3 separate regions of the Homo sapiens genome follow, and regions 1 and 3 are each linked to region 2. Evidence: chromatin loops called from intact Hi-C (ENCODE). Cell type or tissue: heart right ventricle. All regions are shown on one strand. Links, peaks and the distances in the headings refer to the core of each region. The heading gives the core; the rest is flanking DNA.

Region 1 (10,001 bases), core at 3,240-5,739, 56 kb before region 2:
GTTATTAGAAAGCCAATAAAATGACACAGCTGTTCCTCTGGAGCAGTCATTTGCAGAAAACAAATTCTCAAAAGGCACAGGTCCCAGGGTCTTTTGCAAACCAGAAAGCAATGTTTTGTTTTTCTTCAGAGGCAAAACTTAGAGAACAGTGCAGCCCCAGCTAATTCCTTAAATATTATATTGAAATATGTAATATTTCTATTCCTTAAGATACATCTGCATGATTTCACTTTTTTGTTTGTTTTGTTTTGTTTTGTTTTGACACGGAGTCTCGCTCTGTCACCCAGGCTGGAGTGCACTGGTGCAGTCTCGGCTCACTGCAAGCTCCGCCTCCCAGGTTCACGCCATTCTCCTGCCTCAGCCTCCTGAGTAGCTGGGACTACAGGCGCCAGCCACCACGCCCGGCTAATTTTTTGTATTTTTAGTAGAGACGGGGTTTCACCGTATTAGCCAGGATGGTCTCGATCTCCTGACCTCATGATCCACCCGCCTCGGCCTCCAAAAGTGCTGGGATTACAGGTGTGAGCGACTGCGCCCGGCCCATGATTTCATTTTTATTCCAGCCCGATAACCAAGTGTTTCTGTCCTTCCAGAGGCTACCATTTGCTACTTTTCTACTCTGGGGCCTATAGCTAAGTGTCTGGGCCACTCATGCCTAGCAGTCGATCGGATCCAGGAAGACGACGTATACTCTCAGCAACTTAGCTACATGTTGGAAATAAGAAACATCAAGAAGCGGTTTTGAATTCCAAGCTGATAGAACCAGGAGGCTGGAAGGGACATGGAGCTAACAGAACCCCAAGTCTCAAACCCCTCTTGGATGCGAAATCTAAATGACAATCAGAGCCCGTAAAATACTGCGTACCTTGCCTGTCTTTTCCAGTTGTTTCTCTTATTTCTGACAGTAACCAGGCCTGGCTTTTGAAAACACAAAGATGGACTCTCAGTGGCTGGCCGGACCTAACCCATAGCTCTGCGCTGTTAATCAGGGTTAAAACAAATAGGAAAGCAAAGTTCCCCGGAAGTGGAGTGAGTGTCAGATGAAGGCCCCTGCTCTTAGGCGGGCTCTGAGGAGTCAGCAGAAGCAGTTTGATCATTCACATAACAATCCTTCTTGCTGCTCTGATGCAGAATTTTTCACTCCTATAAAATCCTCTCTGCAGTAACTGCTCATTTCCCTTACGTTCACGCTGCTCAAAAGGATGGGGTTTTTATAGCTTTCGCTGATGATGTATTCCATCCATCACCGAAGTTGGAGTGCAACTCAGGTGACGCTGACAGTGGGAAAATTACACTGGCTCGCGTGCAGGAAATGGTCATGAGCAAAACTTCCCCTGGTTCCTTCCTGTTTGCCCCCACACCCTAGCGCAATATGCCAATGGTAGTGTGGGAAGATGTGGATTCTGGTTGCAGGCAGGTGATTTTCTTGTGCTTTTAATGGACTGACTCAGGGTTGGAGAATCTCCCTCACGTAAGCCAGGCATTGTTTAGCTTAGACAAAGCGCATATGTCTCCCTACGGTATTAAAGCCCCTTCTCCACTGTCCTCTTGTGGGCAGGGGTTCCATCTACATTGCACCCCTCCTCAAATTCACTCCAATCCTCATGCATAGTAGTAGTCCGGGGCCCAAGTACCTCCTCGCCCCGTAATTCATTTCCTATAGCAATTTAAAAGCCTCCCAGCAGAACTATACTCCTGAGCCACAGTCATTTTCTGGAAGGGAGGTGAAAATTATTGGCAATTTTCCATCCAAGTCGAGACTTTTTCTATTTGTAAATGGTCCCTCAGGACCCCAGATTCTAGAATCTATTTTAGCTGTTTCAGCCACCAACTTATATAGGATATGCAGCACGATAATCAATGACCTTTTCCATTGAGATGGCCTAAAAAACCACGATCATTTAGTCAAGATAGCTGATATTTTATGGAACTCTTCTTCCTTTTTTGGGAGACGTCTCGCTCTATCCCCACACGAGAGTGCAGTGGCGCAATCTTGGCTCACTGCAACCTCCGTCTCCTGGGTTCAAGCTATAGAGACAGGGTTTCGCCATGTTGACCAGGCTGGTCTTGAACTCCTGACCTCAGGTGATCCGCCCGCCTCGGCCTCCTAAAGTGCTGGGATTACTGGCATGAACCACCGCGCCCGGCCTGAACTCTTCTAATCAGTCTGGAAAGGAGGTTCCTTCTGGTATTTTCCAGGCCAGACGCGAGAGGTATTTGCAACAAGTTCCATGATGCGCTATTTAAATACTTTTAAGCCCACCAACAGATCTTCTCTCAGCCCCCGATTTCCTCACAGCACATCATTATTCCAATCATTTGTCTGAGAAAGTAAAATTTATTTTTCCCTGCAGCAATGATTTATCAGGGCCTGCAAAGGAAAATGGAATTAAATTAGTCCCCACTGTTGCTGTCACTTTCATGATGTATACTGTCACACAGCCTACAATTCCAAGAAAAAGTCTGTCACTCATGCTCACTCTAAGTGTCAAACAAGAGCCTCTCTATTAGAAAGGCAGCAAGTTTGAATCGAGTCTCCTTGGTCTATGGGCTAGGATCAAACCTCCAATGGCCCATCTCACCAGGGCTCAGGCTTTAGAGACATTGAGGAAAAAGAGGGGCAAAATGATACCACAAGCAGCATCATATTCCCCCAGATGCCTTGTCAATGCCTCCCAAAGACAGACTTTTCAAAAGCTTTGGTTTCTTACTCACTTTATTTATTTATTTGAGACAGAGGCTTGCTCTGTCGCCCAGGCTGGAGGGCAGTGGCACAATCTCGGCTCACTGCAACCTCCATCTCCCAGGTCCAAGCGATTCTCCAGCCTCAGCCTACCATGTAGCTGGGATTACAGGTGCATGCCACCACGCCAGGCTTATTTTTGTATTTTTAGTAGAGACAAAGTTTCACCATGTTGGCCAGGCTGGTCTCGAACTCTTGACCTCAAGTGATCCACCCGCCTTGGCCTCCCAAAGTGTTGGGATTACAGGCATGAGCTACCATGGCCAGCCCGGGTTCTTACTTTTAAACGTTGGTATAAAATAGAACATATCAATGACACAGCCAAGTGGACAACTCATCTGGTTTGCCTGGGACTTCCCTGGTTTTAACACTGAAAGTCCCACCTGCCAGAAAATCCCTCAGTTCCAGGCAAACTGGGATGGTTGGTCACCCTAGAACAGGAGTTCTCACTAGAGGGAGATTTTGCCTCCTGCAGGAGACACCTGGCAATGTCTGGACATTTTCGGTTGTCTCAACAGAGGCGAGGTGGGGTGGGCAGTGCTACTGGCATCTACTGAGCAGAGAGAGGCCCAGGGTGCGGCTCAGCCTCCTATGATGCACAGGATAGCCGCCCCCCACCACCACAGCAAATAAAGATCCAGCCCAAAGCATCAGCAGCAACAAGGTTTTGAACCCTGGCAGATCATCTCTCATGTCATAAATTCCCCAAGGTTCCCGAAATCACAACTGATTTAATAAGAAGGTTCAGGGGCAGGCATAATCTGAACTGGTCTCAGGTTATGGGTGTTTACCTACTTCATAAAGAGCTTCTGGAGCAGAACCTAAATCATCCCTCCATTAGAAGCTTCTGGTACTTTACGATCCCTATGATCACAAAATTCAAAACTCCCCCTGGTACCTGATCTCACATTGCAATGTATGCTCACTTGGGCTTTGGCTCCAGGAGGTTTTGAACATCATTAGGCCAAACGTGTCTAAATAGAGTCTAATTTCATTTTCTCAACAGGGGTCAGAATTACGGTGGTCTTAACTAGAAATTTTATTTTGTTCTTTTTCTCTTTTGAGACAGGGTCTCGCTCTGTTGCCCAGGCTGGAGTACAGTGGCATGATCGTATCTCACTGCAGCCTTGACTTCCTGGGCTTAAGTGATCCTCCTGCCTTGGCCTCCCTGGTAGTTGCGACTAAAGGCATGCACCACCACACCCAGCTAATTTTTAAATTTTCTGGTAGAGATGGGGTCTCACTATGTTGCCCAGACTGGAATCAAACTCCTGGGCTCAAGCAATCCTCCCATCTCGGCCTCCTGAAATGCTGGGATTACAGGCATGAGCCAGTGCACCTGGCCTTTACCAGAACTTGAACATTCCCAGCAGAAAAGACAGTCCTGGAATTTTCTTCTCAACAGCGTACCTAAAACCTGCCATGTTCTGCACTGAGATTATGCTGAAATGACTGCAGCTCATTTTAAATAGAACTCTGCTACCTTCATATCCTCATTTCTCACAAGATAGTCCAGGAGGAATATACTGACCTTTTGTTTCCTTCTTGTACTAAAACTGGCAATTGACATCTGTTTGATTCATAATCAATTGCCCCCATCCAGTTCTATGTGCAGTGATTTCTGGGGTCTTAAAATATCTTCTCCAGCTGCTCTGATTCATTTAGTTACTCTTCTAAGTGATTGTTCTGGCTGGTCTTTTACTTGTGCTCTTAATGTAATTGTTTATATGGCAGTAGGGAAGTGAGCAGTTTCGGGACCAGAGTTATCAGCTGTGGGAGGCAAGGCTGCCGGGGCCTCCCCGGCAGGGACTGGCCAGAAACCAAGTTCCTTGAACTTGGACTCACGGGCCCCACCCCCGACCTCCCTGCTTAACAAGACAGTTTGTGTCAGGATTCTGGGAAAAGGAGCCTGCCTCCTGCAGGTTCCTGGAAGGCTCAGCTTGGACAGCATCAGGGTTATGTGGACAGTGTGCTGAGAAGCCCCTGGCAAGGCGACACAGGACACACCATCATCCATCAGCAGTGAGGCAGAACCCAGGTGGAAAGCCTCCTGGAAAACCTCTGAGATCCCAACCAGGCCTAAACATTCTGTTTCTATGAGTTCCTACAGGAGCACAGGGAAGAGGGGCCCGGTAGCATGAGAGTCCCTCACAAGTCCTTAAGTACTCAGATGGGGACAGAATAGGATAGCATGGACTGAAAGGTTGGAAGGAAGCACCCCATGTGCTCTATTATTTTCCATAACACTTATCACCTTCTAAATATATATATATATATATATACATATATAGTCTCCCTATATAAATAATATGTAATATACATAAGTATACAGACTATATAAAAGTATATATTCTAGACGATATACTGTTTTGTTTTTGTTTTTGTTTTTGTTTTTGTTTTTGAGATGGAGTCTCACTTTGTCACCCAGGCTGGAGTGCAGTGGCATGACCTCCACCTCCCAGGTTCAAGTGATTCTCCTGCCTCAGCCTCCCGAGTAGCTGGGACTACAGGCGCGGGACACCACTCCCGGTTAATTTTTTGTATTTTTCCTAGAGATGGCGTTTCATCATGTTAGCCAGGATGGTCTTGATCCACCCACCTCGGGCTCCCAAAGTGCTGGGATTATAGGGGTGAGCCACCGCACCTGGCCAATATACTGTTCTTTATTATGGCTATTGTGCACTGTCACTCCCGAGTGGAATGCAAGTCCCACCAGGGCAGGGATGTTTGCTCTGTTCACTATTGCAACCCCAGCACCTAGAACGGTGTGTGATGCCCAGCAGGTGTTTCTGTCTCTCCGTCTGTGTATGTGTGTGTATATATATATGTATAGACTATGTATACAGTCTAATATTCACATAGTCAAGTAACTTGACCAGCTATTACTAGATAAGGAGCCATCTTTCAAACATAGCATGGGCAGCAGCTTATATATTTTGGTAAAAAAATAAAAATAAATGAATAAATGGATAGAGAGACCCATATTTTATGTTATTTATTTTGAGACAGAGTCTTGCTCTGTCACCCAGGCTGGAATGCAGTGATGCAATCTCAGCTCGCTGCAACCTCCACCTCCTGGGTTCAAGCAATTCTCATGCCTCAGCCTCCAGAGTAGCTGGGACTACAGGCATGCCACCACACCTGGTTAATTTTTGTATTTTTAGTAGAGCTAGGGTTTCACCTTGTTGGCCAGGCTGGTCTCAAACGCCTGACCTCAAGTGATCTGCCTGCTTGGCCTCCCAAAGTGCTGGGAGACCCATATTTTAGAAGCAGGGTCTCACTTTGTCACCCAGGCTGGAGTGCAGCGGTGCCATCATAGCTCACTGCAACCCTGAACCCTTGGGCTCAAGCAGTCCTCCTGCCTCAGCCTCCTGAGTAGCTAGGACTACAAGAGTGTGCTACCACGCCTGCCTATATCTTAAAGTTTTTGTAGAGACAGAGTCCCACTATGTTGCCCAGGCTTGTCTCGAACTCCTGGCCTCAAGGGATCCTCCTGCCTCAGCCTCCCAAAGTGCTGGGATTACAGGCGTGAACCACCACACCCGGCCTCAATAAGTATTTTTTTAATGACTAAATATTGTCTTTGTATATCTAGAAGTTAACAATCACCATAGAGATTCTTGGAAAAATAGCATGAAAATGAGCTATTTGGTCAGAGTCTATGTCTCTGATGCTGTCTCTATTGCCTGTTGCCCGGGCAGTGGAATATCCCAAAGCCACACAAGTTCTGGGCACTGAGCTTATTTTGGGGAAGATCTGGGAGAACAGGAAGCAGAAATGGGAAAGAGAGACCCAAGCCATGACCACAAGGTTCTATCAACAAGCTGTTAGGTAAAAGGACCAGCTGGTAGCTTTGCAAGCCCATCAGTTAAAAAAGAGTTCATGACTTATGAAAGCTTTATCCTCTCCTACCCAAAGCCATCAGAGGCCAGGAGACATTGCCGTGGAAGGCAAGGGCCATGTAGCGGGAAAAATGTTCTCTCCCTGAAAATCAATTCAGGCATTAGGCGGAATCACCGTTAGAAGCTGGCAACCCTCCCTGACTGGCAGCTGCCAGCACAGCCTAATTAATCCAGCAGCCAGGGTGGTGAAGAACATGACACTTCATGGTTGAAAAACAAGCCTAAAAATAGCCTCCATCTTTTCTCCAGTGCCCCTCCACCCCCACCCCCATTCCCTCCCCTCCTGGGCTTCAGTGGGAAGGGATCCGAGAGATGCTAGCGACGAAGTGAAAAGAAAAGGTGACAAAAGAAAAGTCCACCTTCATATGTTTCTGGGTGACAGGTTTTATTTAGAATCACTATTCTAGAATTTGATTAGTATCATGCCCCCATTCCTTGGATGCCAGTTGTAACCAGGATTTTTGAAGACGTGTCAAGGCATACTACTTACTTGGTTAACTGAACTGGATCAAAAGCCCAAGCACACGCCGGGTGTGGTGGCTCATGCCTGTAATCCCAGCACTTTGGGAGGCCAAGGTGGGCGGATCACCTGAGGTCAGGAGTTCGAGACCAGCCTGGCCAACATGGCAAAACCCCGTCTCTACTAAAAACACAAAAATTAGCCCGGCGTGGTAGCAGGTGTCTATAATCCCAGCTACTCAGGAGGCTGAGGCGGGAGAATCGCTTGAACCTGGGAGGCGGAGGTTGCAGTGAGCCAAGATTACAGCACCGCACTCCTGCCTGGGTGACAGAGCGAGATTCCCTCTTAATTACCCAATGTATTATTGTATTAGTACTAATGTAAATGTACTAATGCATTAGTACTCATATACCAAATATATTAGGCAACCATCATAATGTACTATATATCAACAGTATGTCAGATGCTGTAGGAGGGGGCCAGAAGATGAAGCAACCCCACAATCTCTGGGAAATGAGAGGCATGTATTAAAAGGATAAATGGCATTTTCAACGGACATTGGACCCAATTAAAAAATTGGCAAAGGAATAGACATTTCTCCAAAGAAGATATACAAATGGCCAATGAACACATGAAGAGACGGTCAACATTAGTCACTAGAGAAAAGCAAATGAAAACTACAGCGAGATACCACTTCACACCCACTAGGATGGCTATCATCAAAAAGACAACAATAGCAAGCGTCAGTGATTATGTGGAGAAATTGGAGCCCTATTGCATTCCTGGTGGGAATATAAAACAGTGCAGCCACTTTGGAAAACGGTTTAGCAGTTCCTTTCTCCCATTCACTGGTAGCCCAGGGCTTGGTCTGGGAACCCAATGGGACACTTGTGTTTGGGATTTTGGAACAAGTGGTGGAAAGAAAAACAGGACAATTCAGATCTACTCAGGGCAGCTGCGGTGCTGATGGCTGCAGGCAGCAGAGGTAGGGGGTGATGAGGGCAGAATGACGCCATCTGGCTCTACTTAAAGATGGCTGTCATCATGGGGCTGTTGATTTCTGCCCACTCTTAAGCCTCCAGATGATCCTGAGGGCTCCTAACATCTTTCCATGAAATGTCCTTTCTGCTCAAGAGACTCAGTTTCTCTTGCTGGCAACTGTGGACCTTAACTGCTAAAGCCTCACGCCTCCTTTTTGGCCTGTCTGCCACTCATCCCCCACAGACAACATAACCACCAGCCAAAGCACACCAGTGGTCGATAGATGGATGTTTACACTATCTTTGCTTAGTGATAATAATTATTGTGGACTCTAACTCCCCTTTGAGCAACTTTCTCATTTCCACATTAACTGGAGAGTAGGCTGTGATTACACAGGCTTTGAATATTTCCAGTGCCTCTAATAATTACTTTAGGTAATCAATAAGGCAGTTTCTGAATGTGGTTTGACTTCCCATACAGATTGATGTAAGGAAGAGAATCCACTCACTATGCCGGCTCATGCGTTCAGGTCCATAGGTCAATGATAATTGTCTGTGTACATTATTAAATGGGCACTGGGAACATCTTAGTTACGGCCGGTCCAACAATCAGGACCCACTGCCCTGTGGACTTATGAAAATGCCTTGGACCCTACCTTGATCAGGAGGCAAGAACCATGACCATGGCTTATTTCTTAAGGGATTCTCTCCAATGCCTGCACAATGTGTTGTACGTCGTACATTTCAGCAAATACTCGTTTAATGAATTATGACTCTGAAGCAGCCCAACCCACAAGGCAGTCACATGACTTATGCATGGAGGACTTGAGTCACCTTGAGGTGGCTCTACGTTGTGATGATTAAACAATGGATTTGGTTTTCTTTTATGATGATGGGGATTTATCTAATTAATTCATATTCTGTCAATTTTTTTCTTTCTCTCTTGCTAACTCATAATCTCCCTGGTTCCAAAATATGCATCCATACTCTACCAAATACGCCCAAGAACTTTTTAAAATTATGAAATGGTGGACCTGGTTTAGAATGGTGCAAGCATAACTAAAAATACTTCTTTTCTTGTGCCTCATTGGTTACATATGTATGCTGGAGGAGAATCAGGACAATCAATGACTGATAGATAGTTTGAGTGTAGAAAGTTAGGGTTGAAAAGGATCTTCCAGGCTGTCCAACTTAACCAGCCACCCAATATGTTCAACCGCCTATTAGATATTTGAATCTGCTTCAGGACACCCTGATGAACAGGGTCTCACTCTTGCTGAAACACCTCCAGCAATAGCAAAATCCACTATAAGGCATTCTGAGATGGTTTGTGTGCTTGGAAATTTCTTCCTTAACCTGAGCCGAAGTCTTTCTCCTGGCATTCCTACCCACTGGTCTTGGTCCCATTGGTCCTGCTAAGTGAGGTCTTGTGGCATACACAGTTCTGAGTCTTCTCCATCTAATGGCACCATGATACACTCAAGTCTAGCTTTTCCGGGTTAAATATCCTTGGTTTCTTCAGTCATTCTTTCTATCACTTGAGTTTCTAGATATAGTTTGTCTATATCCATTTTAAAGTGTGCCATTTAGGAACAGATAAAAATATTCCAAGTATGTTCTGACTAGTGGAAAATTGGGCAAGATTATCAAGTACATGGTTTTAGATATTTTACGTTACTTTTATTGATTCAGTTGAAGAATAATTTTTGCAGCTGTATAATCTATTACACACACACTAAATTATTGTGTGTGTGTGTGTGTGTGTGTATGTATAATTGCTTCATATTGAATTGTCAACTAAACCCACTGTATTTCTTTCAAACAGGCCATTGCAAAGTTATCAGTGTTTCATCCCATACTTATATAATTTGTATTTTGGGATCCAAAGATAAGACCATATACTTGCCCCTATTTAA
Region 2 (10,001 bases), core at 2,519-5,018:
GGCGACAGAGCCAGACTCCGTCTCAAAAAAAAAAAAAAAAAAAAAACAAAAAAAAAAACAACTCCATGGCTCAATATTGCCAAAGTTTACTTCTACTTGTTGTTGTTGCTGTTTTTTTTTGCCAGTTTGAGACGAGGTCTCCCCGTCACCCAGGCTGAAGTTCAGTGACACAGTCACAGCTCACTGCAGCCTTGACCCCCTGGGCTCAAATGATCCTCCTGCCTCAGCTTCCCTGAGTAGCTGGGACCACGGGCATGCAGCACCACGTCCGACTAATTTTTGTATTTTTTGTAGAGATGGTGTTTTGCCATGTTGCCCAGGCTGGTCTTGAACTCCTGGACTCAAGCAATCTGCTCACCTCAGCCTCCCAAATTCCTGGGGATTACAGGCGTGAGCCACTGCACCCAGCCTACTTCTTGCTTCTGCAAGTCAATGGCAGCACCCTGGTCCTTTTGGCACTCTGGGACCTGTACTATCAGAGCAGTCACCATCTCCGAATGTGCTGGCCACCACCAGCAAGCAAAACCACTGGGGATTTAGTTCATTGATAAATCTATAAAAGTTATATCTGAATATCTGTTGCCATTGAAAGAGGTTACAGGGCTGGGCACGGTGGCTCATGCCTGTAATCCCAGCACTTTGGGAGGCCGAGGCGGGTGGATCACGAGGACAGGAGTTCAAGACCAGCCTGGCCAAGATGGTGAAACCCTGTCTCTATTAAAAAAACAAAAATTAGCCAGACGTGGTAGCAGGTGCCTGGAATCACAGGTACTCGGGAGGCTGAGGCAGAGAATTGCTTGAACCCAGGAGGTAGAGGTTGCAGTGAGTCAAGATTGCGCCACTGCACTCCAGTCTGAGTAACAGAGCAAGACTACGTCTCAAAAAGAAAGAAAGAAAGAAAGAAAGAAAGAAAAAGAAAGAAAGAAAGAAAGAAAGAGGTTACACATATTGTTAGTGGAAAAAAGCAACCGATAAGAAACATGTACCATAAGATCTCATTTTAGTACCATATGTATCGTATAATAAGCTCCCACTGGAAGGTCAGCTCCGCAAGGACAGGGGATGGTTTGTCTGTTTTATTCATGCTCTATCCCTGGGGACTGGCACATGGCAGGCATTCAATACATACTCGTTGACTGCAGAAATAAAATGTTTGTATGGGAAGAAAGGTTTGTATATGAAATGTATATATGCAAATATATTCAACAGTGGTTAACTGTGGGTGTCAGGTTTGTGGTTATTTTCTGGTGGACCTGAATTTTTCTCATTCTGCAAGGAAGACAAATTGCTTTTGTATTGGGAAAAAGAAGGCTTATCAGTCATAATGATAGCTAGGTTGCTACCATCCCACCCATCTCACGTCTGGAGGGAAAACAGTCCTCTGAGGTACCATCACCACACTTTCCTCCCCTTTCCAGTATTTCCAAGGTCAAAGCCACCCTCCCCCATTTCCAGAAAGATCTTGGGGCATCAGGCAAATCCAAAGCAGCACATCTTCTTTAGACAGCTGGGGACCCTGGGTTTTAATCTAGTCTTATCCGCTGTACCAGCACTATTTCCACTCACTTATCAAAGCAGAATATTTAGAAATGCTGCATATCATTTGGTTGCATCCTAAGTTATGGAGCATAGAGCTTAAAAGCTGGAAAGGAGAATTAAAACTGGAGCTCCTAAAAGACTGCAAATTTATTTCTGAGTCTCGAGATGGAGGATACGACAGCTGTGCTATTCATCACTCCAGCGATGGGTTAAGAATATTTAAAATTCACAGTCAGTAGCCCAGCCTCTCCGATTCCCAGAAACTGGTGTGCTTTCACGCCTGCCCAGCCCTGTAATGGGCTCTTCTGAGACATGGAATATTCCTGATTGTGATCTAAGGAAGGAACTTGCTCCAAGAAAACCCTGCGTTCAACATTTGGACCTTATAAAATAGCCACATTAAAGAGTGGTTACTGAATCTACCATTGGATTCTCCATTTCACACAGAGATTCCAAATCGGATGGGGTGTTTAAAAAATTAATAGGAAAACTGGCAATAGCTACTGAAGCTGAACACACAGATAGCCTATGACCCAACAATTCAGCTCCTGAGAATGTAACTCACAAAAGCGCCCACGTATATTCATCAGAAAGGAACGAAACAGAATTTGTAACAGCACTCTTTGTCGTAGCCCCAAACTCAAATGCCCCCAACAGGAGAAGAGTAAATAAATCGTGGTATATTCACACCGTGGAACACTACAACTAAGCAGCAGTGAGAATCATCAAACACACAACAGGATAAACACATCTCACAAAGCGTGGAGGGGAAGAAATCTGACACAGAAGACGATGCACCGTAAGATTCCATTTATTATGTTCAAATGGCATAAAACCTATCCCCGGCGTTAGAAATCAGGACAGTAGCTGTCCTGGGGCGGTGTGAAAACAGAAACTAGGCTTGAGGGGGAGTTTCCAGGGTTTTGGAAACATTCTGCTTCTTCATCTAGGTGTGATGATTTTATTAGTTTCCTTATCAAATCACCACAAACTTGGTGGCTTCACACAACAGAGTTTACTGGCTCACAGTTCTGGATGCCAGAAAAAAGAAATCAAGGTGTCAGCAGGGCCAGGCTCCCTCCAAAGGCACGAGGGGACCACCCGTTTGTTGCCTCTTTTGGTTTCTGGTGGCTCAGCTGTTCCTTGCAGCTCCAGTGCTCTAATCCCTGCCTCCTGCTTCATATGTTTCCTTCCTGTGTGTCTGTGTCTTCTCCTCTTCTGTCTCTTGTAAGGACACTTGTCATTGGATTTAGGGTCCACTTAGGTAATCCAGAATGATCTCATCTCAAGATCCTTGATTGAATTATGTCTGCAAAGGTCTCCTTCCAAATAAGATCATATTCACAGGCTCTGGGGGATATTTAAGGGGCCACCCTTCAACTTGCTACAGTTACTTGGGTGTCAGATTTTACCCAGGGATGCATGCATGAACTTTTCTGACTGTATGTCTTATATCCATAAGGATTTTTTTTAAGGAGTTAGTTTACAACTTCTCAGAAATATACTTGTTATTCACCATAAGGCATCTTGCACATCTTTTTTTTTTTAAAAAAAAAAGAAAAAAAAAGGAAGACCGCTCGTGATTGCTGGCATTTCACTGGCACAATGCCAGCACAGTTTTTGGCTTCTCCCAACACCCCACCTCATTTCTGATCTTACTAAAATGTGCAGAAACCTCACAGCAACTTACACTTTTGGGGTTTTTGGTTTTTGGTTTTGTCGTTGTTTTGAGGCAGGGTCTCACTCTGTCACCCAGGCTGGAGGCAGTAGTGTGATCACAGCTCACCGCAGCCTTGAATTCCTGGGCTCAGGCCATCTTCCCACCTCAACCTCCCAAGTAGCTAGGACTACAGGCATGCCATGCCCAGGTAATTTTATCTTTTTGCAGAAACGGAGTCTTACTATGTTGCTGGAGCTGGTCTTAGACTCCTGGCCTCAAGTGACCCTCCCACCTGGGCGTATGTTTTTATTATCTGATTTCCCACCACTAACCAAAGTGGTGAGATCCTTTAACAAATTACAAGCCAGAGACCATCAGCGTGCGTGTGCTCTGTGCCACATCAGCTCAGAAAACCAGGCTATAATTTTAGACAGATGTTCATGAACTTGGGGATTCCTGGTGGGCAGACTTGATGCCTCCAACCCTGGACAGCAGGGAAGCAGCAGTGCCCTGCACCCAGATGACCCAGAAAGCATTTCTTAATGAACGGCCCGGCATTGTGACTCATGCTGGCTCCCACATCTGGCAGATCTGGGTTACATCACGCACGGTCCTCAGTGTCCTGCGGGTTCCTGGGAACGCGCTGCCCAGAGTCAAGTGCACCAGCTGCAGTGGCCGGCTGCGTTCACACGCCTCTCTGCGTCATCCTGATGGCCACACACTATGGGGCTGGCTCCGGCTCCGGGCTCCAGAGGCTGAGCCGACTGTGAGGAGGTCACCTCCCTCTCACTTTCCCATGGGCTTAAGAAGAAGTCACCATGGAAGTAAACCCTGGTGCCCAGGGCAGGACTGCATTCTTTGTTTCTCTACACTAATAGACCCTGGCATCACAATTCCACTGTATTAGCTGTGCTAATCTAGAGAGGAAAACAAAACAAAACAAAACCTCAGCCATTCACATTCCTTGAATAGAATCAGAGGAGGAGAGAAGTAAGTATAAAGTTTGAAAGAATCCCGAGAAGAAATGTTGATATAAACAGCTCTTGGCATCAGGTGGATGGTGTCAGGGAAGTTACTATTTTCGTGGGGACAGAGGCGCTGACGTTCAGCTCCATTGGACCCAGAGTCCTGTGCTATGTTCTCTCGTGACTGACAAAGCCCCCAACTCATTTCTCCCTGGGGACGACATTCCTGCTTTCTTATTCATTACGGATCCTTTGAGATTTTTATTTCGTATCCTTTTATTTACTGATCAGAGCTGCCCTGAAGGCTTCTTCTGGGACACCAGAAACTCCCAGCAGTCCCCTGCCTGCGGGGAGGCTCTTCATCCCAAAGCTCATTATTGTTAGAACAGGATGGGTTCACACCCGGGGGCTCTCTCTCCAAGCCTCCTCACTCCCCATCAATTCCACCTGTTCATTCAGAGTCGTGGTATGTCAGAGCTAGAGGGGACATTTTTAAAAAAATCATTAATTTCATTCTTTTATCTGGTTTGCCAATCTATGCCCTAATTTTAAAGCCAAGATTTAAAAAAAAACAAAACAAAAAACAAAAAACCAACAACAACAAACTGAGATCCTGCCAAGTTAAATAATTCATTATCCCTGGTTAGATAATAACACACACACACACACAAGTATGACCCAGGTCTCCTCATTCTTAGCTCCAAAGTTACATAATGCATCCTCATTCCTCATTCTTAGCTCCAAAGTTACATAATGCATCCTCGTTAATTAAAACACACACACACACACACACACACACACACACACACACACACACACACAGAAAAGCCTGTTTCCAAATCTTTAAACCTTGGGCTGAGATGTACAAATCTGAAGATATGCTCCAAAGAAATAACCTGGCTGGGTGTGGTGGCTCACGCCTGCAATCCCAGCATTTTGGGAGACCGAGGGGGATGGATCACTTGAGGTTCGAGACCAGCCTGGCCAACATGGTGAAACCCCGTCTCTACTAAAAATACAAAAATTAGCCGGGCGTGGTGGTGCACACCTGTAATACCAGCTACTCGGGAGGCTAAGGTGGGAGGATTGCTAGAACCTGGCAGGAAGAGGTTTCAGTGAGCCAAGATCCTATCACTGCACTCTAGCCTGGGACAGAGCGAGACTCCATCTCAAATTAAAAAAGAAAAAGAAAAAAGAAATAACCAAAAAGACAACAGACAGCATGAAAGGGATTGAGAAAAGGTTCGGGTTCAGTAATTCACTTGGGTGCTACAGAACCCTGGCTGCATATTAGACTCGCCTGGAAGCTTTCAAAAGTCCCCATGCTGAGGCCAGGACTCAAACCAATGAAATCAGAATCTCTAGAGGCGGGATCAGAGGCGGGGTCTGGACATCAATAAGCCACAAGGTGAATCCCGTGAGCAGCTAACATGAAACATCATTGATTTACCAGACTTGAGGCCACCATAACTGTATAGTGACCACAATCTTTGTCATCCAAGGAAGAAAAGGAGAAGGAAGGAGTCATTTATAGCCCATGATCTTTAGTTCATTCTGAGATCCTCTCTGTGCTTTTGGGGGTTCATCAGATGTAGGGTCAAACTGAGAAGGTCTACACTGGTGATCTCACCCTGGAACAGGGCCACTCTTCCATACCACATCTGTGAGGACAGAGGCCTATGGGCTGTACCTGGAGGCAAAAGGAGACGGAGCAAACAATCCAGCCCAGTAAGTACTCCTAGGGTGGCTCTCCCAAGTTCTCAAGATACTTTTCTTTTTTAAAAAAGGAGTCTGTTACCGTATGACCCATCAATTCCAATTCTGGGAAAGTACCCCAAAGAACAGAAAGCAGAGGCTCAAACAGGTATTTGTATAACTGTGTTCATGGCAGTACTATTCACAATAGTCAAAAGGTGGAAACAACCCATGTCCATCCACGGAGGGATGGATGGATGAACAAAACATGGTATATCCGTACAATGGAATATTATTCACTCCTGAAAAGGAAGGAAATTCTGATACACACTACCACACAGATGCACCTTGAGGATATTACGCTAAGAGAAATAAGCCAGATAGATACACAAGGACAAATACAGTGTGATTCTACTTATGTGAGTACCTAGAGTAGTCAAACTCAGGGACAGAAAGTGGCTCTGAAATTCAGAGACGGGCGGCTGCCAGGGGCTGCCAGGAGGGGAACAGGCAGTTACCACTGAACAGGCACAGAGTTTCAAGATGCAGAGTTCTGCAGATGGATAGTGGTGATACTGGTACAACGATAGGAATGCACTTAATAACACAGAACTGTACATTTAAAAATGGTTAAGATGGTAAATTTTGTTACATGTCTTATCTCCATTTGGAAAAGTGAACAAAAAAAGAGCCCACATGTGGCCCTTCCTTCGTTCGCTCAGGCATTGATGAAGGTGACTGAGGACAGAATTTCAAAGGTTAATGTGTCATCTGTAAAACACAGCACACACCAGGCCCCTGGACTCTGTTCTGCAGGATTGACTGACTCCAAGAGTTACAGAGCCTTGTAACTCCCCCGGGGCACAGGGAGGGCCGTCTGGCAGGCCTCTGGGTTCACATTATATAACAACCGGGCTGCCAGCTTCCAAGCAACACGAGGTGAATTCCGAAGCGCTCCACGCCTAGGATGAGCCAAGTGTTGATTAATTCCCAAATAACTTTATCGTGGGGACTTTTTCTGATTCCCAAATGCAGTGATGCCGCTTATTTGTCAGTTGAGAAATCTGTATTTTTCTGCGATGGGTTGACTCAATGTATTTTTAAAGAGGGACTTACCTTTCATCTTTTCTTTCCTTTTTGCTTAGTATTCTAGGGGCAAAGAAAAACTTCAGCAAGGAGAAAATCCCGCCAGCAACAGCTCTTTTGAGCTGCTCGGTAATCCAAACCTTTCAAGTAAGCTTTCTCCTTTACTGACACCTCTGTGACAGACAGAAAAGAAAAAATCGTAGCTTCTCTCTGATCAGTGGTCCTAACCCTTTTCTTCAATCAGCAGTCCGTGATGATCCTATACAGGGTATAAGATGCGAAGACATCTCCTGGGAGAAATTACTTAGGCCCTGGAGGCTGATCCCAAACCCCAAGTGTGTGAACTCTGGCCGTGCATCTAAATAAACACATCCTGCTCCCCCACCCTCAGACCAGTGGCCCCCAGAACAGCGCTTACACTTGGCCTAGAAAGCCTGTCCTGATGATTCACCATGAAGCCCAAAGTTTGGCAGCCGGAAAAACTTAAACTTTCCCCCTTTCTTAGAGTTTACAAATTAACAGTCCCTGAGAAGTCAATCATTCAACAGAAGTTGGATTAAACACCTTTCACTTGGGCATCCTCCTGAGCTCAGATGGATACAGAGAAACACTCGCTTGTTTCTTCGAGGTAAAATTTTGCAAAATAAATTTCTGTAAATCTGAGCAATAACAAAAAGGAGGCTGGGTGTGGTGGCTCATGCCTGTAATCCCAGCACTTTGGGAGGCCGAGGTGGGTGGATCGTTTGAGGCCAGGAGTTCGAGATCAGCCTGGTCAACATGGTGAAGCCCCACCTCTACTAAAAATACAAAAATTACCCTGGTGTGGTGGTGAGTGCCTATAATCCCAGCTAATCAGGAGGCTGTGGCAAGAGAATTGCTTGAACCTGGGAGGCAGAGGTTGCAGTGAGCTGAGATCGTGCCACTACACTTCCGCCTGGGTGACAAAGCGAGAACCTGTCAAAATAAACAAAAACAAAAAAGGGAAGTGGTTGGGGTGGTCTAACATAAAAATGGTGTGATTTGTCTGTAATGGACTTCAAACTAGTACTCATATTTTATGATGTTGGTTTTCTTTTTCATACAGCTACATAAGAATGAATTCCACAGTACTCTTTTTTTTTTAGACAGAGTCTTGCTCTGTTGCCCAGGCTGGAGTGCGGTGGTGCAGTCTCAGCTCACTGCAACCTCCGCCTCCCAGGTTCAAGTGATTCTCCTGCCTCAGCCTCCCAAGTAGCTGGGATTACAGACATGCACCACCACGCTCAGCTAATTTTTGTATTTTTAGTAGAGATGGGGTTTCACCACGTCTGGCCTCCACAATACTCTTGAATGCAGAACATGCCACACTCGGGACTCCAGGAGACACCCTGAAAGGCAAGAGAGGAGGAGGTTTCCTGGATGCCCCTAACTGTCTGCTCTCACCGCCCTAAATGCATAGACACTTTTCAGTCAACCACATTCCTCGTTATGTGTCTACAGATTCAAAACGTCACCTTTCTGCCTCCCTGCCATTTGCTTGTCCTTGGATAAAAAGGAGAAGACCTCTTTGCTTATAACTATCACTCATGCTTTGTGATTTCTACAAGGCTGTCTGTAGTCCTTGGAATTCTGGAACCATGGAACATATGGACAGCAGTATCCCAGCTGTACTTTGCTACCATCTCCGATCAATGCCATCTTCTCATTAGGATTTGTGGGCAGACACAAGCTTAGCAAGACTACATACAGACTTGCCATAGGAGGAAGAAGAGGTCTATTTTTCTACATTACTCATTAAAGGCAGGCTAAGCATCAGATGTAATAGAATAGCCTATTCCTTCCTTTGCCCACAGCGAGACTTCAACTCATGAAAACACCACCATCAATATATATTGAGTGTTCATTATATATATATAGCCCAAGACTAAGATAATATACTCTATTTCAAAACACTGCCAAAACTCCGAGAACATTTTTTGGCACATTTAAACAGCAGAATGACCATAAATTATGTAAAGGGAGAATTTTCTGAGTACATGTCAGGAAAAAATAAAATAAAAACCTCTAGCAGCAGAATTTAATGCTTAATAACTCTCATGCTAAAGTTTCAGTTTAATCAATTGTGACTTTTGATATTTTATTTAATGCGTCTAAGGAGCATCACCAGAAGAAATTTTAATACTATTGCTTCTAAATTCAATTAGAATGCTTACATTTTTATGTTAGGGTAACATTTGCAGAGCCATTCTTTAATACGCAAGTTATTAAATCCCACGGTCCCTTAATCCACATTGCAGACTAATCTAATGCATTTAAGCCGCCCCCAGAAGACAGCCTTCAGCTTGTGGCTCATACAGCGTGATAGCTTTTGCTCTTTTTTTGACCGAAGAAGTCATTTTTCTTTCCTCTTGACATCTTAAGAGTCATCTTTAATAATGTTTTTCTGTAGTTCCAATGTCCCTCAACTCCTGATCTTACAGACTAAATTGGCAAGTCAGTTGTTCTTCCGTAGAAAGATCTAACTAATTGGCCGGGTGCGGCGGCTGAGACCAGTAATCCCAGCACTTTGGGAGGCTGAGGTGGGTGGATAGAGACCAGCTTGGCCAACATGGTGAGACCCCATCTCTACTAAAAATACAAAAATTAGCCAGGGGTGGTGGTGAGTGCCTGTAATCCCAGCTACTCAGGAGGCTGAGGTAGGAGAATCGCCTGAATCCAGGAGGCGGAGGTTGCTGTGAGCCAAGATCACACCACTGCCTGGGCGACAGAGCAGTGCCTATGTCAAAAAAAAAAAAAAAAAAAAATCACCCAACTAATGATGACTCTCAGTACACAATTCTAGTTCATGGCCTAGCAGATACCCTAGTGCAAAATCCACAAATCCGGAATGAAAATGTAAGCATCCATGCCTTCCAGCATGCTCCATGCTTTTCCCACTGCGCTCATGGTAAATGCTCCCCATGGCATCACCACCGGGAACCAAACACATGCATACATACGTATATGAAGACAGTTTAGCCAAGTGGTTAAGAGTGAGGACCCTGTGGCTACACTGCCCAGGTTCAAATCCTGGCTCT
Region 3 (10,001 bases), core at 2,867-5,366, 110 kb before region 2:
CAGGCAGCTGTCCTTTTTTCTCCAGTGCTTAGAAGAACATGACTGGCTGGGTGCGGTGGTTCACGCCTATAAACCCAGGACTTTGGGAGTCTGAGGTGGGCGGATTACCTGAGGTCATGAGTTCGAGACCAGCCTGGCCAACATGGTGAAATCCCGTCTCTATTAAGAATACAAAAGTTAGCCGGGCATGGTGGCGCATGCCTGTAATCCCAGCTACTTGGGAGGCTGAGGCAGGAGAATCACTTGAACCCGGGAGGCAGAGGTTGCAGTAAGCCGAGATTGCGCCATTGCACCCGGCCTGGGCAACAAGAGTGAGACTCTGTCTCAAAAAAAAAAAAAAAAAAAGGAAGAAGAAGAAGAACATGACCAACTCTCCCACCAGGCCTCCGACACCAGCTCTGTGATGAACACAGCTTGGGAAACCAGGGGAGGCTAAAGTCTTCTCAAAGGCCAGAAAATAAAATACAGGGAAGGCTGTGCACAGTGGCTCATGCCTGTGTTCCCAGCACTTCGGGAGGCTGAGGCAGGAGGATAGTTTGAGCCCAAGAGTTCGAGACCAGCCTGGGCAACATAGGAAGACCCTGTCTCTACAAAAAATAAAAATAAATAAATAAATAAATAAAATCACAGGGAAGCCATGCATGTTGGGGAAAGGATATTCTGAAAGTCCACAATGACTCAGTATTGCTAATACAGAATTCCTGCCAAAGATGCACAGTCTGAATCTAATCATGAGAACACAATGGGGAAAACCCAGCAACAAGGACATGCACAAAACCAGCCAGTGTTCTGCAAAATGTCAGTGTCACGAGAGACAAAGAAAAGCTGAGAAACAGGCCGGGCGTGATGGTTCATGCCTCCCAACGCTTTGGGAGGCTGAGAAAGGCACATCACTTGAGCCCAGGAGTTTGAGACCAGCCTGGGCAACATAGCAAGACTTCATTTCTACAAAAAAAAAAAAAAAAAACTAGAAAAACTAGACAGGTGTGACGGTGCATGCCTGTAGTCCCAGCTGCTCGGGAGGCTGAGGTGGGAGGATTGCTGGAGCTCAAGAGGTGGAGGTTGCAGTGAGCTCAGATCGCACCATTGCACTCCAGACTGGGCAACAGGAGTGAAACTCTGTCTCAAAAAAAAAAAAAAAAGCTGAGAAACAGCTCCAGATTAAAGAGGAGACTAAAGAAAGTGACAATTAAATGCAATGTGTGAGCCTCTACTGGAACATGAATCATGAATGTTTATTTATTTACTGATTTAACTTTTAAGAGATAGAATCTCACTATGTTGCTCAGGTTGGACTTGAACACATGGGCTCAGGCCATTCTCCTGCCTCAGCCTCCTGAGTAGCTAGGCAAGTTAGGAAGTGGTTTTTTTTTTTTGTTTTTTTTTGTTTTTTTTTTTTAATTGACATTTAGTAATTTCTTAAAGTTTTTATTTGCTATTGAAAAAACATTTTGCGATAATCGGCAAGATGTAAATATGCCTCTCTATCAGATAATAGTATTGTATCAATGTTAAGCTTCCAGAACCTAAGCACTGCACGATGGTTACGTAAGGGAAAGCCCTTGTTCTTAGGGCGCAATGAAGTATTCAAGGGTAAAGGGTCAGGCCGGGGCCGGTGGCTCATGCCTGTAATCCCAGCAATTTGGGAGGCCGAGGTGGGTGAATCGCCTGAGGTCAAGAGTTTGAGACTAGCCTGGCCAACAGGGTGAAACCCCATCTCTACTAAAAATACAAAAATTTAGCTGGGCATGGTGGCGGGCGCCTATAATCCCAGGTACTCGGGAAGCTGAGGCAGGAGAATCGCTTGAACCCGGGAGGCAGAGGTTGCAGTGAGCCGAGGTCACAGCATTGCACTCCAGCCTGAGCAACAAGAGTGAAACTCCATCTCAAAAAAAAAAAAAAGAAAGAAAAAAAAGTTAAGGAGTCATGATGTCTGTATATGACTCTCAAAGGGTTCTGGGGGGTTGGGGGAAATGATGTAAATATGTATGGAGAGGAAGAGACAAAGCAAATGGAGAAAAATGTTAACAATTGGTGAATCCAGAATCACTGCACTCTTCTTACAAACTTCTCTGTAGGTTTGAAATTTTCCAAATAAGAAGTGTAAAAGAAGGCTACAAAAAATCTTGTGCTGGTTTGGAGCAAGCAGCAAGATTGAGCACGTCACTTAGCCTCTGAGAGTTGCTTACAACAGAGCACCCCCTGTCCATCTGCAGCGGTCAAGCTATGGGCAGTCAGCACTGCATGGCCTGGATGGGAGAGCCCAAGGGGGGCAGTCCCGAAGCTCACCTGGAAAATGCCACCTTTGCTCTGCTGCATCCTATAACTCCTGGGGCTGGCATCCTTTCCTGAAAGCTGAGATTTCAGAAGGCTGCAGCTTAAAGGGAGGAGGTAGTCAGAAAAGCACCATCTTGCACAAAGTCAAACTGGGTGCTGGAACGACGCTCTGCCAGTAGGGAGACTTCCAACCACTGCATGTCTCTTCCTACAGCAGCGCAGGGCAAAAAGATAGCAACCCAAAGTTGTGCTCACATGGTCTTTCCTCTAACTCCAAGTGGAAAATATGAACCTTACTGATTATTACTTTCCCCGTGCTGGAGGTCACACGCTCCATTCTGCACATGGGCCAGCCAAGGACAGGAGAGCGGAGCAGGTTGGAAGGGTTATTGCAGAGACCATTTTAAGGTCAAGCGACTGCCAGGTTTTCAGACAGGCAGTGGTTTGTTTCTGTACTTATCTGGATAACCAAGGAGAACAATCTCAGGGAGGGTGGCTAAACAGGAATTCTTTTGCACCTTTCCACCTCTTTTTATTTCTTTCTCTCTCCCTTTTTATTATTATTTTTTAATAAAAAGGGAAGAAGAAAAAAAAAAACCCTCTTCTGGCCCTGAGCCTAAAATCTCTTACTTGTGATGCTAATCTTTCCTCGCTGGCTTCACGCCACTGCTATTGGCTCTATGCCTGTTTAATATCGTGGTTGCTGATAGCAGGTTGTGGCTGTGTTTCCATTATAAAGTTCGGCTTTAAATAGGTTTCTGAGATGGAGACACAGCCTTACAGGCAAAGGGTCCTCACTTTACGCCTCGTCATCCAAGTGTGGGCCAGGGGTCTCAGGCCTGCATCTGCAAACGTCTCCGACTTAGCCGAATTTAAACGTGCTCTTTGGAGCTCTTTGGAAAAGCTGGTTTTCAGTGCGAAACTTCACTCTCTAAGAACATTGTCCCATCTCTTTGAAGGCAGTTGAATTTGGGTCTGGGTAAAAAAAGGGTCCCTTGTCTTAATAATAACAACAAAAACCATACATACTGCATTGGGTATTTGAGGAAAAGATGCTTTTCCCCAAGGTTTGATAAAGAAAATACTTCTGTCTTTTCCCTCTTGTCTCTCATTTCTTTCAGTCCCATTTTTCATGACTTATGTAAGACATATTTACATGCTGAAGACTTTTTTTCAACCAAACTACGAAATAATTCCCTCGCTTATCACCCACTGTTCCATCAATTCAGTCAGCCAGTTGAGGGCAGAAAGCTTCCATCTCTGAGGCTTCCTACAGAGGTCCATTCTGGCCCCAGGATCTGCTTCTGAGCAGCTGAGGTGGAGTGTGGAGAGAGAAAGACACACAATCAAAAGACCCCAGATCTCAGTTTTGTCAGCTATTCATTGTGTGGCCTTGGGCAGTGTATTAAAAACATCTCTCAACCACAGTTCCCTCATCTGCAAACTGAGCATTGAACTTATGTGCTGTTATGAATATTAACTGAGATAATACTCAGTACGATGCTCTCTTAACTAGAAGTGTTAGGTATTATTCTTTGGTGCTGGGACTTAAAAGGAGCTCCACAAGTGTTTACTGGCTTCACTTGATGTCCTGATAACGGCGCAGGTGGCTGGTTTCTGTCTGGCACTGGAAGAGTTTTCCGAACTGGTTCTAAGAGCATCTTCCTGTCCATTACTTATTATTTTATTGTCCATTATGATTCCCAGGAACAGCCCACAACGGATAAAAGGACTTACTGTACTCTTTTTACTTACAACTAACATAATTTAGAAGGTTGACAGAAAAACACGAGCCACTAATGCAATTTCCCCCAGCTAAAATCTTCATTAAGGAAAGGTCGGGAGGTTTTCAGGATGAAGATGCAAAACCGGGGAAATTCACGATAAGCCCCGGGAGGACTCGCCACAGGCCGGAGCAAGCTCTGTTCCCAGGCTGGACAGCGGCTGCCAGCTGGCAGGCGGCGTGAGTCCAAGGTCTTGCAGACCATGGAAAATCCGTAAACGGTTCAGGACAAAGACTTGCAGAGCTGTCTCCTTCTCCATGCAGGGAGCTATGCTGAGAAGTTTTGGCTGTGGGTATTTTGAGATGTCCTTTGGCACTTGATCTCAGCTGAGGAAGGCACATAGGGACTATGAGATAGGAAAAATAAATTATTCAGACATAGGGCTCTAGGAATAGAGCTCTCGGTTCAGCTTTGCTCCTGCCAAGGAGCCCCTGGGTTTATCATTAGCCTTGTTTTATTTTATTTTATTGTTTTGTTTTATTTTATTTTATTTTGAGACAGAATCTCACCCTGTTGCCCTGGCTGGAGTGCAATGGCGCGATTTCGGCTCACTGCAACCTCTGCTTCCCGGTTTCAAACGATTCTCCTGCCTCAGCCTCCTGAGTAACTGGGACTACAGGCGCATCCCAACGCACCCAGCTAATTTTTTATTTTTAGTAGAGATGGGGCTTCATGATGTTGGCCAGGCTGGTCTCAAACTCCTGGCCTCAGGTGATCCGTCCGCCTCAGCCTCCCAAAGTGCTGGGATTACAGATGTGAGCCATGCCCAGTCATATTTTAATTTTTTTTGGAGAGGGAGTCTCACTCTGTTGTCCAGGCTGGAGTGCAGTGGCAAGTTCTCAGCACACTGCAACCTCCGCCTCCTGGGTTCAAGTGATTCTTGTGCCTCAGCTTCCCAAGTAGCTGGGACTACAGGTACATGCTTTCACGCCTGGCTAATTTTTGTATTTTCAGTAAAAATGGGGTTTCACCATGTTGGCAAGGCTGGTCTCGAACTCCTGACCTCAAGCTATCCACCCGCCTGGGCCTCCCAAAGTGTTGGGATTACAGGCGTGAGTGACCGTGCCTGGCCTAGGACTGTTTTATTTTTAACTTATTTCTTTTGCTTTTGGGTCTTTGAGGCCAATCTCTCTGGTGTTCCTACGCAGATCCTCTTTCTCTGAGAATCTGCTTTCATAAGAAACAACCCCTCCTTCATATGTCACCAGCATCCTGCTATTAGCCTACCAGCCTCCCCTTCTAATCCAGGGGAAGCTGACTTGACCCAGAATTGAGGCAACCCAGCTCTGCCTTCCATCCATGTCTGAAGATGTGTAAAAACTAGACACATGGCTGGAAAGCCATTTTCCCTCACTATTCCAGTTGATAAACACCCATTATATGGCATTACATCTGAGAAAATTCCTAGTAATAAAAGTTTTTGAAAAAAATCAGGTAAGGGATGTTATTACCACGATAATTCCTTTCAGAATATTTGCCTCCCTGTAAAACTTGGAAGGAGAAAAATATTCCTTTGACAATGCTTCTTTAAGATGGGAGTGACTTATTTCCCTTTCCTCACTGTGAAAATTTAAACTTTCAACCAGACTTTAGAGCAGCTGACTCCATGTACAGTTTTTTTTTTTTTTTTAAATCTATGAGACAGAGTCTCGTTCTGTTGCCCAGGTTGGAGCAGTGGCACCATCTTGGATCTTGGCTTACTGCAGCCTCTGCCTCCCTGGTTCAAGTGATTCTCCTGCCTCAGCCTCCCAAGCAGCTGGGATTACAAGCATGCACCACCAAGCCCAGCTAATTTTTGTATTTTTAGTAGAGACAGGGTTTCACCTTGTTGGCCAGGCTGGTCTCAAACTCCTGACCTCAAATGATTCGTCCGCCTCAGCCTCCCAAAGTGTTGGGATTACAGGTGTGAGCCACCGCGCCTGGCTCTACCTACAGTCTTATTTCATTTTTAGAGCCAAAGACAGCAGATTAGTTACATGAGAGCACGTGCTCCAAGGCTAAACTAACCTAGAATTGAGTCCTAGATCTGACACTTGCTAGCTGTGAGGCTGTGCAGACCGCTGGCTCTCACTAAGCCTCAGTGTCAGTTGTAAAATGGGGATATTAATATCTGTGAAGATTTCATGAGACTGTGGCTATCTAAAGACAGGTTGGCAAGATGCTGGGCTCATGTAAATATTCCTGCCAATATCCGTCTGACCATCACCATTATTATGAGTCAATATCCACATGGCTGCCATCATGATTACTTCTTACTCTTGAAGATGTTACTTCCTAGCCGGGGCCTGCTAGTCTAATCTATACCCTCTTTGCCTTGCTTTTGATGAGAAAAGGGGCACAGGCGAGCCTGCTTGCTCCAGCTGTACTTTGCAAAAAGGCCATTAGATGGGGCCCTGCCATAATCACTCAAGTCAGCAAGTGGCTCTGACTTTGAAACCTGGGGAAAAGGTGTGAGAAGACAATTGAATCCTGTGAGTACTGCTCAGATTGATCAAATGAACCCACTGGCTCTGGTGTAAGAGGTGACCCAGGGGCCTGGTGTGGTAGCTCATGCTTGTAATCCCAGCACTACGGGAGGGTGAGGCAAGAGGATCACTTGAGCCCAGGAGTTGGAGACCAGCCTGGGAAACATGGCAAAACCCCATCTCTACAAAAAAAAAATATCAAAATTAGCTGGGCATGGTGGTATGCACCTGTAGTTCCAGCTACTTGGGAGACTGAGGTAGGAGGATCACCTGAGTCCAGGAGGTCGAGGTTGCAGTGAACCAAGGTTGTACCACTGCACTCTAACCTGGGCGACAGAGCAAGATCCATCCCCCCAACCACCAAAAAAAAATTCCCAAGGTTAGTGGTCACTTGTAGAATGAGTGGCACTTTTCCAGGGCCCTCCTCCTCCAGGCCCCTGCTTTCTAGCCACACGCCTCATTGGTGATTGATGATGACTGCTGTTATTTACAGACCACCTGACCCCTGGCTTCATGAACTCTCTGGACCATGCCCAGGATTCCACTTTACCCTACTTTATATCCACATCTTTATGATTTCAGTGTCCACATGGGCAGCCCATCAACACTATAGGCCCAGCCTCCTCATTCCTTTTCCTTTCCTTCTCCTCCAACGACCTTCACCTCCATTCCACCTCTAACCACTTCCCTTCAAGCTCCACTGGGGTCTTGAATCTCCTGGAATTATTCCACTTCTGAAATCTGAAAGCTCTAGTTACTTTTGCTCCAACCCCAACCTGTATTCTCTTACTCTCACTCCCAGGACACTTTCTCCTTGACCTCACCAAGCTCTCCAATTCCCAAGAGTCTTCACTGGACTCCAAAGCTCATTTTGACCTTCACTTGCTCAATTTTTCCATACTTTGCTGAACCTACCCTGAAGACAAATCCTGAATCAATTCAACCATTTCCTGTGCTCCTACACGCAGGCTGCAAAGCACAGCTGGGAAAACGCCACAATTATGTAGGCTGATGGTACCACTCATTCAACATTTCCCAAATCACCACACTGCCAAGACTTTCAAGCAATCCTTTGACGCTTCTCATCCATTTCCCATAAAGGTTATCTTTGACCTTTATTACCCTCCTTCAGCCCCCTCTTTCCTGACCCCTTCCTTTACAGGAGATGACCTTTCTTCCCATATTACTGGAAACTAGAGACCTTCTGCGTGTGCTCGTCACTCTCTGCCCCTTCTCCCCCTCCTTGCCTGCCCTGCTTTTCCTTCTATTTCAGAGGTTCACGAAGACCATTCACTTTCTGGCTTCCCGGGGGCAGGCTCTTCCTCTTATTTTCTTTCCCTCCTTTTTCTTTTTGAGACAGGGTCTTGCTCTGTCACCCAGACTAGAGTGCAGTGGCGCAATCATGGCTCACTGCAGCCTCAACCTCTTGGGCTCAAGTGATCCTCCCACCTCAGCCTCCCAAGTAGCTGGGACTATAGGCACGCACCACCATGCTTGCCAAATTTTTTAATTTTTTTTTTGTAGAGATGGGGTCTCACTATGTTGTCCAGGCTGGTCTTGAGTTCCTGGGATAAAGTGATCCTCCTTCTCCAGCCTCCCACAGTGCTGAGATTACAGGGATGAGCCACGGGGTGCCCAGCTGCTCTTCCTCTTGTAACTCCAAACTCACTGGCCTACCAGCTCCTTCCTCAGTATTTCACAGTTAAGTTAATGTATAACATTGTATCATTTGATAGGCCCACATTTGTTTCTTGTGTTCTATGCCTTGCCCTGGGTTTTAGAATCTCTCCTTTCATTGTCTTCATTGACCAGCTGTTGCTAATGAGAAGTCCACTATTAGGATGAGGATTGTCCCTTTGTACGTGATCTGTCTTTCCTCTAGAGGAGCTCTTAAAAAAAAATCTTTGATAATCTGCAGTTTCATGACAATGTGTCCAGGTATAGATTTATTTTTAATCCCTTTAGGATTTAGAGAAGTATTAGAGGGTATCCAGGCTGCTTGGGGTGAAATCCCACCACCCAGTTGTGTGACCTTGGGCAAACTACACACATTCTCTCTTTTCCAGTTTACTCACATGTAAATTACTCTTATCCAAGGGATATTAGAGGATTAATGAGTTAATACATAGAAAGCATATAGAAGAGGGTCTGGAACATAAGGGCTAAATAAGTGTTTACCATTATTGTTATTACTCAAATATACGTTGATGTAAGGATTTATGTCTCTCTTCAATTCTAGAAAATTCTCAGCCTTTATTGTTTCAAATATTGCTTTTCTGTTATTTCCTCCATTGTATGGTTGGTGCAAAAGTAATTGCATTAAAACTAATGGCAAAAATCGCAATTACTTTTGCACCAACCTAATATTTTTCTGCTCCTATGAGTTAGCTATATGGCAATTCTCATTCTTTCTCCCTAATTTAACTATGTATTTAAAAAATTCTTTGTATTTCTGTGCTATGAAATGGGTTGTATTTCTCAATACTATTAATATCTTCCAATTCACTAATTATCTCTTCAGTTGTATCTAGCCTAGTTTATCTGATCCACTTAGATTTCATTTCAATGATTCAGTCCCTGAATTTCAAACTGGTTCTTTTTCAAATCCTCTGTTCTTGTTTCTTTTTTGGTTCCTAATTTCTCATTCTTTTAAAATGAACATTATTCCTTTACTTTTCCCTCTGAGCAGCCCGAATATACTATTTTAATCAGGTCTGTCTACAAAGTTATTTTCTTCGGCAGTAGATTTACATTCTGACTGTTGATACCTTGGCTGTCTTCATTAATGTTAGATTTGCGGGGTCGTTTTTGAGTGGGAGGCTTTGTTGTTATTGTCACTGTTGCTGCTTTTTTTTCTCCACCTCCACTCCCTGACTCCTCACACCAATCTCTAGGTTTTACAGTTGCCTTCTAAGAGCAGAACTACTACTGTAAGCCATGGCCCAGGCATCAGACACAGGGGATTCTTTTCAGGTTCCTTTCACCTGAAAGAATGAAAAGAGGGTGGGGAGGCCTACCTCCAGCCTCTTTTTTCAAACAGTGACCCTGGCTCTGGTGGCCCAGCTTGCATTGAGTACTTTTAGTCCTATTGCCATAAAAGACCTACATCAATACCTGCCTGACCCCAAGACCCAGATTCCAGTCAATCCAGGCTACCCTCATCCTTCCGAGTTTTTGATCCACGAGTCCAGCAATATCACTTTGGCTTTCTCTCTTTGTATTTTATCTGTCACTGCTATGCGTTTGGAACAGAGGAGATACACCCGAACATGAACTTCTTTTCCACAGAGATGGGAAATCTTGCAAAGGCTTCTCCCTTCCACTCTAAGTCCCCTTCTGATCCAATTCTTTTCCTTCCTTCTACAGCCAAGCATCAAAGGATACTACAAGCTGGCTTCTAACTCCACCATGTCTCTCGTTTTCATAAAGGTCACCAGTGACCTTATTGCTCATTCTCACAGGACCTTTTAAATTC

Evidence for each region. Peaks named below come from ENCODE experiments on the same cell type or tissue, not always from the same donor. Only the 100,000 strongest peaks of a DNase experiment are listed, where the experiment ranks them.
Region 1: it touches region 2 in a loop (2.8-fold over the local background); 7 of 110 quality-filtered maps call a loop at or near these places.
Region 3: it touches region 2 in a loop (2.6-fold over the local background); 15 of 110 quality-filtered maps call a loop at or near these places.

The regions. Positions count from the first base shown.
Region 1 is chr17:67,541,320-67,551,320 of GRCh38, reverse strand. The region is part of intron 2 of PITPNC1 (phosphatidylinositol transfer protein cytoplasmic 1); the gene reads right to left. Among named protein-coding and RNA genes, the nearest start is that of MIR548D2, 75 kb to the right of the region's middle. In heart right ventricle, for the core only: a CTCF peak has its summit at 4,636; a DNase peak (open chromatin) is centred at 4,620; H3K27ac peaks cover 2,014 bases.
Region 2 is chr17:67,485,098-67,495,098 of GRCh38, reverse strand. All of the region lies in intron 1 of PITPNC1 (phosphatidylinositol transfer protein cytoplasmic 1), which reads right to left. Among named protein-coding and RNA genes, the nearest start is that of MIR548D2, 19 kb to the right of the region's middle. RefSeq lists enhancers at 5,587-5,826, 7,676-7,765. In heart right ventricle, for the core only: no CTCF peak of the experiment used is centred there; DNase peaks (open chromatin) are centred at 3,848 and 4,418; H3K4me3 peaks cover 1,478 bases; H3K27ac peaks cover 2,249 bases.
Region 3 is chr17:67,599,633-67,609,633 of GRCh38, reverse strand. All of the region lies in intron 5 of PITPNC1 (phosphatidylinositol transfer protein cytoplasmic 1), which reads right to left. Among named protein-coding and RNA genes, the nearest start is that of NOL11, 110 kb to the left of the region's middle. RefSeq lists an enhancer at 6,244-6,753 and a silencer at 9,968-10,001. In heart right ventricle, for the core only: no CTCF peak of the experiment used is centred there; DNase peaks (open chromatin) are centred at 2,963 and 4,233; H3K4me3 peaks cover 587 bases; H3K27ac peaks cover 1,706 bases.